Regions from separate parts of the Homo sapiens genome. Here region 2 is linked to region 1. A link is a loop called in an ENCODE intact Hi-C map of the cell type or tissue named here. Cell type or tissue: B cell. All regions are shown on one strand. Each heading gives the region's core, and the rest is flanking DNA. Links, peaks and the distances in the headings are about the cores only.

Region 1 (4,959 bases), core at 662-4,661:
TCTGGGGGAGACTGTTTCCTTGACTTCTCCAGGTTTTCGAGGCCACCTGCATTCCTTGGTCTGCGGCCCCTTCTCCATCTTCAAAGCTATCAGTGACCAGCCGAGTCTTTCTCACATTGAATCACTGCCACCTCTGCTTCTGTGGACACATCTCCTTCTTTCCCTAACACTGTTTTCTCCCCATCTCAAGAATCTTAATATAATTATATCTTTAAAGTTCCTTTTGCCTTGTAAGGTAGCCGTTTCACAGGTTCCAGGGATTAACACCTGGACATCTTTGAGTCGGAGGGAGCATTTATCAAAAAACAAAAACCCTAGGGCCTCAAACAAAACATTTTTAAAAGAGAAATATAAAAGCTTCAACTCTTCTTCAAATAAGTAACATAGCAACTTTTTCTATAAATGTAACAAATTCTGAAAAAAAAAACCAAAAAAAACAAAGAAACAAACTTTCAGTTCCTAACTACACCCATAAAAAATCAGACTCCCTGGTGTCAGGGAAGAAGAAACAATGGGTGACAATAAATAGACTCCACATAAAAGGGAAGGGAAAGGCTCCCTAGGTTGAGAAGTTATGATATGTGCTTCACTGGGAATGTAGGTACAGCCTTTGGAAATGATTAGTTGTTAACAATTGTCCACAGCTCTTCAGCTGCTCTACTTTATAATCCTTTAGTGTAGTGACATCTAAAACATTTTTTAAATAAATCAATCAACTGTATTTTTTAGAAAAATTTTAGTTCACAGCAATATTGAGCAGAAAGTAGAGTTGCTTGTCCCTTCACCCTCCTCCCACTTAAAACATTTTTAAAGCATTAATAGAATTCTTGGCTCCTTATTTTCCCCCCAAAAGAAATTCCTACCTAAAAAATAAAAATCGTGCTGCTCTGGTTCAAGTGGACTCATGGAGTCCCTCAACCTCTGTAAATCCTACTGCATGGTTTAACACCTGTTTTGCAGTTACTTCTCTTGAGTGGAATAATGAGAATAACTCAAGTTAGAAAGTACCCTCCGGACCACAGAAGTAGGGAGACTGTCATGTTGGAAATTATTCTCCAGGCTTCAGAAGCAAGAATTGTCATAATATTCTCCCAGGAATTAGAAAAGAGCAGGCTCTTGTTCTGACGTAGAAGCATAGAGTCTTCTAGGCCATAAATCTGCTTATTTTAGTTACAATAGTGAAAGGGCCAGTGGGCAACACGGTAAAAAGTACATGGGCCCAGAAATTGGGGACTTGGATGGGGCAGCTGGGATGTAGGGGACATATTAATTAAGACCTAGTGTGGGCCTTTCGTATTCTGGGTCAGATAAGTGAACAAGCAGGTGAGGTTCTGTGTGGGCTACCCTGGAATACAGTGTTGCATAGGGTTGTGTGAGAGGTGCGGGGAACGCCTAGAAAACTTTGCAGGGAGAATGTTTTCTAAGCCAACACCTAGAAGACAAGCAAGAGTTTGCTGGGCAGAGAGTGAAGCTGGGCGCGGCTGGGATCATGGAGCCGGATGTGCACAGCCGGGACATGGGGAAGAGCTGCAGTGGAGAGTGGGGTATGGTGGAGAGCAGTCAGGGCCAGACGATGCTGGCGGGCCTGGAGGCCTTGGGAGCGCTGACTTTCTCCAAGAGCTGGGGGTGCCAGGACAGGGTCCCAAGCAGCGGCCCTACGTGGCCTGGTTTGCTCTTCACTGGCAAGCTCCATGGCCCTGGGCAATGTGCTGCTTCTGTTTTTCTTCTCATCGGTGCCTGGCTGAGCTCTGGAATCGTTTCCTGCTCTGAGCCTGAAACTTCAAGCAGTAAGAAGACGGTCCACAGCCCGGTTACTGGGGCTCTGCAAATGCGACGTTCCCAGTGGCCCTCTCCCAGGCTCCGGGCCTCCGGGTAGAGGAACTTCTGTCTGTAAAGGATGAAGGCGACCTTGCTCAGGCTGCAGCGGGATGGAGAAACGTGACCCAGCGGAGGGGCTTTCGGCTGCGAGGTGCGAGAGGCGACCCGAGGGGTGAAAGCAAGGCGAGTGCGGTCAGCGCACCGGGCTGGGCGGCCTCCCAGCCGGCCGGGGAATTCGTTCCCAGCTCCAGCCGCATCTCACCGCCTCTATCGCGCCTTTGGGGCCTCAGAGGGAGGCTGCATGGCCCGGAGGCCTGAAATCCGCCATTTGTTCCCTCCCGGGGCGGCAGAGCCACAGCTCACTGAAGGCTGCAGCCTCGGCAGCCGGAAGCGCTGGCCGGGCGCTTGGCCAGCGACCGCCTCGGGTCGGCCTCGGGTCTGCGCAGGCGCAGGCTCGGGAAGCCGGGCGCGGTGGTGTTTCTGCGGCCCGCGGCTGCCCTCTCGTGGCCGCAAGGCGCCATGGCACGGCCGCTTCCACGCAGCGGAGGTGCGCTGGCCGGAAGGCGGCGGGTCCGGCCAGCCAGGGAGACCAGCCAAGCGCTGTGTTTTTCCAGGTCCGCGCGGGCCAGGGGAACCCTGCGTGTTTGCTTGGTGGGAGTGGTTTACTGGGAAAGTAGACGGAAGGTACCCTGCAAATCGGCGTGCACTGTATTGTTTGGGAGTCAACAGCCTGGAAAGTAAATATCAGGTGAGGGCAGTGCTGGGAACCACCGCCTGCCCCCTCCCCTGGCCTTGGCCCTGACTTTGAGCGGGGCACCGCGGGCCAAACAGCTCGGCGGCCCAGGGGAGAGGGAGGAGGAGGAGGAGGCAGGCAGCGGGGGAGGTGTCAAGACTCAGAAATAGGAGCCAGCTAGGCCCAACATACGCCTGCCACCCCAGGGGCTGCAAACAGGGAATACCATCCCTTCTGCCCACCCCACGAAGACATCGTACACCCCGACGAGTCACCATTCCAGAAAGGCTGGCTTTCTGCAAGCGTGCGGGGGCGGTGAGAGTGGAGGGTGGCGGGGTTGCTCGGGGCCCACCCAAGCATAACTGTCTGAAGGGCACACCTCACAACGGAAGGTTTAGGCGAGAGGGGTGAACCCACACTCTGGCACGAGAATCATATGTTCTGTTCCACCCAGGGAGCCGCACTACATAGAGTTCTCTTTAAATTCATCTTCACTGGCTGGGTGTGGCTGAGTCTTCTCCTATCTCCTGATTCTCAGTTAACTTTTTGCGTCCCACCCTGTTCTTGTCTCAAGCAGTCGCTTTGGAATGTGTTTCCTCTCGTCCGGGGTTTGAAGATTAGTCATGAAAAACATCACTCTGCCCTTGCTGAAGTGCATGTTGGCTACTCGATCATTCCACCTGTGTGCCCCAAGACGGTCTGCTAAGGAGGGCTCCCCTCTTTTCCATGCCCTCTCAGCTCCAGACTCCATCCCATCCATCAACATTATCCTGTGCCCCCGAGGGAGGAGGGCGGGGGAGGGTTTCTGTGCCTGGATTATTGGTGAGAGGAGAGCAAGTGCAGAAATGAAGCTATGACTCTTGCAGAAGTCATGCATTCCGTTCAAGGATATTCCTTTCCGTAGCCTCCACACATTCCCTCTGGCTGCAGGCCCCTGGGATTTTTCTGTGTGACCCCGTCACATTGCATCTGTATAGATTGTCAAAGCACCTCATGACTGTGGAGGAAGAAGTCGGGGACAGAACATGGATCTGGAAGGCTCACAGCATGGATTTGGTAGGGTGACACAATGTCCCATGTTCTTCAAGAAATGTCTAGACTAGGTGATTGATTCTATCGTAGATCTGGCACAATGCTCCTGCCACACAGGGGGCAAATTGAGATCCAGAGAGAAGTGACTGGCCCAGGTCACTCAGCCAGCTGGTAACTTAGCTGGAATTCGTTCCCAGGTCTCCTGACATCCAGTTCATTCATTTTTTGCACGTTTCCTGAGGACTTACTGTATGCTAGGCACTGTTGTAGGTGCTAGGCATATACAAAGTGCCCGTATAGAGCTTGTGTCTTGTAGTGTGTGTGTGGGGAGATTGTGGATAAACAAATAAACAGATTTATCCAGAATGCCACATGGTTAAAAGTTTTTATGATACTCAGTGCCTCTTTTCCTCTTGTTTTTGAAGGGAATGGGTTTGAGGCTTGAGAAGAGATGTTCACTCATACACTGGGTCATTAAATAAACATTAGAGGATGCCCCACTATGTGCCAGATGCTGTGCAGGGCACACAGATATAAAGGCAGGGGTCTGTCTTCAAAAGCTGCCACCAGCTGGGCAGATAAGGTATTCCTCTTAGCATCTTTACATGGATTTCTGTAATTGTTATGCTAATTGTTTTTCTCCCCAGATCTCTCCCAAAAAGGATGCTTGTAGAAAACGATGATTCTGAAATGGTACAAATCCCTTTCCCAAAAGGCATCTCAAAGCCAGCCGCTGCTACTGACTTATTGATGGCTATCACCCAGTGGCCTTGGGGAGGCGGTGGGAAGCCCAACCACTGCCTGTAATAAGGAGAGACAACTCAGCATCCACCCTGCAGTGAATAATAGAACAAAAAGCTGCCGGCGCCTGCAGGATCAAAGCACATGAGCGATCACAGTGTCTCTGGGTTAAATAGATCCGCGAAGGCCAGGCAGCCAGCAGATGTCATGGAACTTTTTGGGGGAGAAGTCTGGGTTATGGAGGAAGCCTCAGCTGGATTTCAGTACCTTACAAGATGCTCTTCTGTGGCTCTCTCCTGCTAACCTTCCTTGGACATGGAATAATCTTCCCTTTATCCTCCCTCTTCACCACTGCTGTTCCCAAAGTCTAAAAAGATGGGGGCAGGAGGTGAGACAGGAGGGGATGGGAAAAGAATACTGGACCAGGAGGCAGGAGACACTGGATCTGTGAGTGAAGGCAATGCTGAATGACTTCCATGGCCTCAGTCTCCCCATCTGTAAAATGGGAAGGTTGATATATGGCCTCAACCTTTCTGCCCACTTTGATAAACCATATTTCACCAAAAAGAGGCAGAGGGGATCTGTTGCTTTTCAGATTCCTGTCCAGTTACTTCTAGGTCAGACAGAATGATTGC
Region 2 (4,959 bases), core at 406-4,405, 130 kb before region 1:
AGATAACTTCAGAGTGGGGAAAAGGTGCTGGCTCCTTCTACTCACCCTCAGAGGCTTGGGGAGGCCAGGCCAGCACAAACTTGAAAAGGCAAGGCTTCAGCTCAAGCCCAACAGGTTGCCGGCTCTCTTTGGCTCCTCGGCAGCTACCGGACTCAGGAACTAAACAAACTCTCCAGACTTCATGAGCATTCCGTGGCCTCCGACTGATCTGGGTCAAAACTTCGAAATGCCAAAGACAAAGAATTTTTTTCTTTAAAGGGGAATGAGCTGAACTTTGACCCGCCCTTGTTCAGGGTGTGGAATGCAAGCACTGTGTACCGGCCACAAACTCCAGTTCGGCAGGCAACAGCCAGAAAAGCAGTCTTCATGCCGGCTTCATGCCGGCCTCCCTGTCCTGTTTCCTCTTTAGGGCCAACTCGACGGGGTCTAGGTCTTTACCTCGCTCTCCAGACAGGGAAGCTGTGCAGAGGACACATTCCAATCTCTGTTATCTAGAGCTAGAGTGGATGTTCTAGATAAATCTGGCAGCGATCTGGTCTCAGGTGGAACTGACAGGCCCAGTCCACAGCAAGATGGCATTTCTGTTCACTCCCTGGGAGCTGGTGGACAACAGGCGCTTGGTTACCACCTGAGGTAAATCATTTATTAAGTACCTACTAAGTGCTAAGCCAAGATACAGCACAGGAAAAGCATCAGAAACAGTCCATCATGGAGAACACACACATTCCAGCTGAGGCTAAGTATTCCCAAATTTGCATTGCTGATATTTAAAACATCTGCTTACTTTAAAAGCTGAGATCCACTTTTGCAATGAAATAATATCAAACATACTGCTTGGTTCCCAGGCTAGCTCACAAAAGCCCATTTTATCCACTCCAGGAAGTCATCAACTCCAGTGTCTTCAGGGGCCATGCAGGTAATGAAGGAGTACAGTGGCCTGGGGAGGGGATGTGCCCAGTGGAAGGACCGTGCCACTCCTGATGGGCCACCCTCCTGGCTCTGCCTGCTGGGGACCATCTGGGAACAGAGACCCAAAGAGTCCAGATCATCCAGGTTTTCAGGGCAAGGCGGAAAACTAGCTTTATGTTAAACTCCTGATTTTTTTTTTAACACTGTCCAGATATTTTAATGGTCAGAACATACCTATAGAGCTTCCAGTTTGTTCTCCTGGTTGTAATGTGTCTAAAATACAATACGTTTGTAATAAAAAAAAAAAAAAAAAAGAGCAAGCATTGCCAGAGTGAGGAATTAAATAAAATAAAGAACATACCCAAAGAGGAAAACTTTACCTCACACATCTGCCATTTGAGGAAAATAATAAGCATAGAGGAAAATGAGGAAAATTTAAAACTTCCCTGAGGGCTGCAGGTGGAGAGGTGTATCGAAATGACTTCCAAGTATACGTGATTTAACTGAAGTAGTAATAATATGTGTGCATCCTGACCTGCCAGCTAGGCAGAAAAGTCATGCTGATATACTGGCTCTGTCTCCCAGTTGAGAGCGCTTCTCTGGACATCCACAAAACGTCCATCCAGGGCTTTGGTGATAAGATTGGAAGGGCTTATCATAATCCAGCTGCCCATTCAAGACACAGTACCCTCCACAAACACCACCGTGACCAAGTCATGGTCTAGCCCCAACTTGATTCAATAACTCCCACCACACCTTTGGAGGGTTCAGACAAGTGGAACACAACTGAGATGAAATCTCTCTGCAGGGAAATATTAGCCTTCAGGTCTCCACTCTGCCTCTGGAGCCCCAGAGAACAAGCCTACTCCCCCAAAGACTTGGAGACACTTTAGGATGGTTTTTACAACCAGAAGTTTTTAGGCTAAACAAGAAGGTACAAAAAGGGAAATTAAAAAGGAAGGGCGGGGGGAAGAAGCCAGAGAGAAATATTCTCGAAATAACTGATCAAAAGTTAACAAGCCAAAGGAAAAGAGGAAGAGACACAGGCATTCATGAGACAGGAGCCTCTTGTGGCCAAACCAATAGCAAGTGAAGAAGCACATGGGAAAGGAAGGGCCCACAGTCCATACACAAAAGAAAATGCCAAGAGCCACCAGATCAGACAGTTCCCAAGGCCAGCCACCAGGCTGTGCCAGTGATCCAGGACATACTGGTTAGAACCTTGCACTGGGAGAAGAAAACTGCATACAACTCACAATTGTTCAGTATGGAACTTTTTTCTGTCCAGGGGGAAGGGTTTCTTTTACTGATGGATTTGTTGGAGTTATTTATATATTCTGGATATGAATCCACTTGCCAGGTATAGGTACTGAGTATATCTTCTCCTCTCTGCTTGGCTTCACTCTCTTTTATTGATGTCATTTGATAATCAGAAGCTCCTCATTTTAATGACATCCAACTTATCAGTCTTCTCCCTTAGAGTTAGTGCTTTCTGTGTCTTCTTTAAGAAATGTATGGCTACCCCAAAGTTATAAAGATATTCTATGCTATCTTGTAGATGAAGTTTTGTTTTAATTTTCACATTTAGATTGATGATCGCTTTGGAATTTATTTTTGTATATGATCAAGATTCATTTCTTTCCTGTGGATATCCAGTTGAACCAGCACTGTTTATTAAAATAACCATCCATTCCCCACTGCCCAGCAGTGCCTTCTTCATCATAAATCAGGTGTCCAGATACATATAGGTCTGTTTCTGAGCTCCCTGTTCCATTTCTTTGGTAGAAATAAGACAAACAAATAGGTCTGCTATTACGGTGTAGATCACTAATTGTAAATCTGGTCATTTTAACATGTTTACAAGTAAGGTTTAGGAAAATACACTGAGGGGCCAATTGTGAGAAGCCAGCTTGATGTGGACATGCATAGTCTGAGAAGAGAACTCCAGCCTGGGCTTCTGAGAATGAATAGGATGAGCAAGAACTGGTAAAGAAATAGCATCACTAGCTAAGGAAGGGGACAGCAAGAAGAAAAGCACAGAAAAATAAAAATCAGCCTTATTTTTTTGTGGAGAGCAACATAGTGATTAAGAGTACAGACTCACACAGTTTAGGAGACAGCTTGCATCCAAATCCCCTAATACTATTTAGCTGTGTCACCTTGGGCAAGTTACCTTGGCCTTTCTGGCCTCAGTTTCCTAATCAGCAAAATGGGGGTAATCTTCCTCATTGAGCTATAAGATTAAATGGGTTAACTAATGCATATCTTTTAGTACAGAGCTTACCACTGCAAGCATTCATTCAAAAAATGCTGTGTGCTATCATCATCATTAGTGACACCATGGAGAACAGCTGGACTGTCAGAGCAATCTTGCCATTCAACCAACATTTATAGAGTACTTAACTACCAAACAAAAATATTACATTTAGTGGTTAAAAACTCTAACTCTAAAATGAGATAGATTTGAATCTGAATTCTAGTGCAGCCTCTTGACTAATTATATAAACTTGAACAACTTACTTAACCTTTCTAAGTTTCTAGTTTCAGCTTCATCTATACTTCATTGGGATTTTCTTGGAGAGGATGTGAGATACAGAAGTAATGCAGCACAAGGCCCAACACAGAATAAGTGCTCAATTAATCCCAGCTATCACTATGATGATGAGAATGACAACAATGGTGACATAAAGATTTTGCATTTGGTATAAGAAAAAGCCTACCAACACCTCAAAAGACTTAGAATACCTAGCATTCTCAGATCTTCCATCCAAGTACTAACCAGACACAACCATACCTAGCTTCATATTGACGAGATAAGTAGACAAGATCAAGTGTGTTCAAGTGGTAGGCCCAAGACAGATAAGGAGCTTAGAGAAAAAAAGGTTGCAGAAGCCAAGTAAAAGCTAAATTACTGGGATAGTTCAACACCTGGTAAGGAAGAGATGAATTTCTAACATCAAGCAACTTCAAGAAGAAACAAAAATACAGAAATCTAAGTATATATAATCACAAAAAGTATGAGAATGTGCTCGATGTTGGGGTGGGGACAGAAATGGTACTCATAGAGTAGAAGTCTGATGGCATTCATGGGGAAAAGGCTCCTAAGGAGCAGTGCCATTAATAGTTGCAGACCAACAGCAGTGATCATGGTGTGGTCAGACCTCAGCCATGAAGACCACACTGTGCCAGTCTCCTGGAGGAACTACCCCAGAGCCACTGAGGAGCTTTCCCCCAACCCAAGAGACCATGACACTTCCACCCATGTCACTGAGCTGAAGCGAAACAAGGCCCAGCAGTGACAACGAACACTCCAAGGACACAATGCAGTGCCAGGTGCCAAGTGAAAATCCGAGAGGCAAGGGCTGGGGACAGCCTGTGCTGGAGGGTAGGTTCTGGCAGAGGTGAAATGCAGACACACACTCAGAATGCCGCCACAGACAGGGAGCCGGAGCCAGGCGGCAGAGAGTGAGTGACCTGGCAGACGCTGGCCAAGAACACAGGGCTCCCCGACCCTCAGGGTAAAGGAAGACAAGCAAAGGCCAAGTTGAGTGCTGAATTCACAGCACAAATGGAAGTGAACCCCAGCACCAACAGGGACTCCCGTGTGAAATACGCCCAAGGGCTGCACAGAGAGGGGCATGTTTGCATGGGGGAAGGTCAGGCCTGCAACAGCAGATATTGTGACTAGGATGCTCTGTTTGTAAGTAGATGCTTTTTCCTGGACAGACACAGTCAGTCTGTCTCTCAGGCCAGAAATCCAGGCTCCAAAATGTCCTGCCCAAGCTGGCTCCCATCACCTCTTGGGAAAGTGAAACAGGCCAAAACATCTATCTTGTCTTAGGCCGCTAATCATTAAATCTAAGCTCCCACCCCAGAGGGCTCACAACTCAGCCATAAGCAAAACCCAGACTGGCAATAGCACTGGCACCTGCTATCCTGACTATGGGCTGGGGCTGAGTGAATGTGGCCACTCTGCTAACCACTGGTCACAGCTCCTGCTGCCTAAAATACAGGAGGACAAAGTCTTCTTGGGACTGAGGGAGTAACCCA

The links. Peaks named below come from ENCODE experiments on the same cell type or tissue, not always from the same donor. Only the 100,000 strongest peaks of a DNase experiment are listed, where the experiment ranks them.
Region 2: a loop joins it to region 1, with 24 times the contacts of the local background. A loop is called at or near these places in 84 of 110 quality-filtered maps.

The regions. Positions count from the first base shown.
Region 1 is chr1:207,961,398-207,966,356 of GRCh38, forward strand. The region is part of intron 2 of LINC02767 (long intergenic non-protein coding RNA 2767); the gene reads left to right. Among named protein-coding and RNA genes, the nearest start is that of LINC02767, 4.9 kb to the left of the region's middle. RefSeq lists enhancers at 1,868-1,967, 2,028-2,087, 2,774-3,303. In B cell, for the core only: CTCF peaks have their summits at 2,324 (motif pointing left) and 2,526; a DNase peak (open chromatin) is centred at 2,294; H3K4me3 peaks cover 1,116 bases; H3K27ac peaks cover 433 bases; H3K27me3 peaks cover 252 bases.
Region 2 is chr1:207,826,666-207,831,624 of GRCh38, forward strand. No RefSeq gene overlaps it. Among named protein-coding and RNA genes, the nearest start is that of MIR29B2CHG, 6.4 kb to the left of the region's middle. In B cell, for the core only: CTCF peaks have their summits at 2,104 and 2,115; a DNase peak (open chromatin) is centred at 2,046; H3K27ac peaks cover 1,829 bases.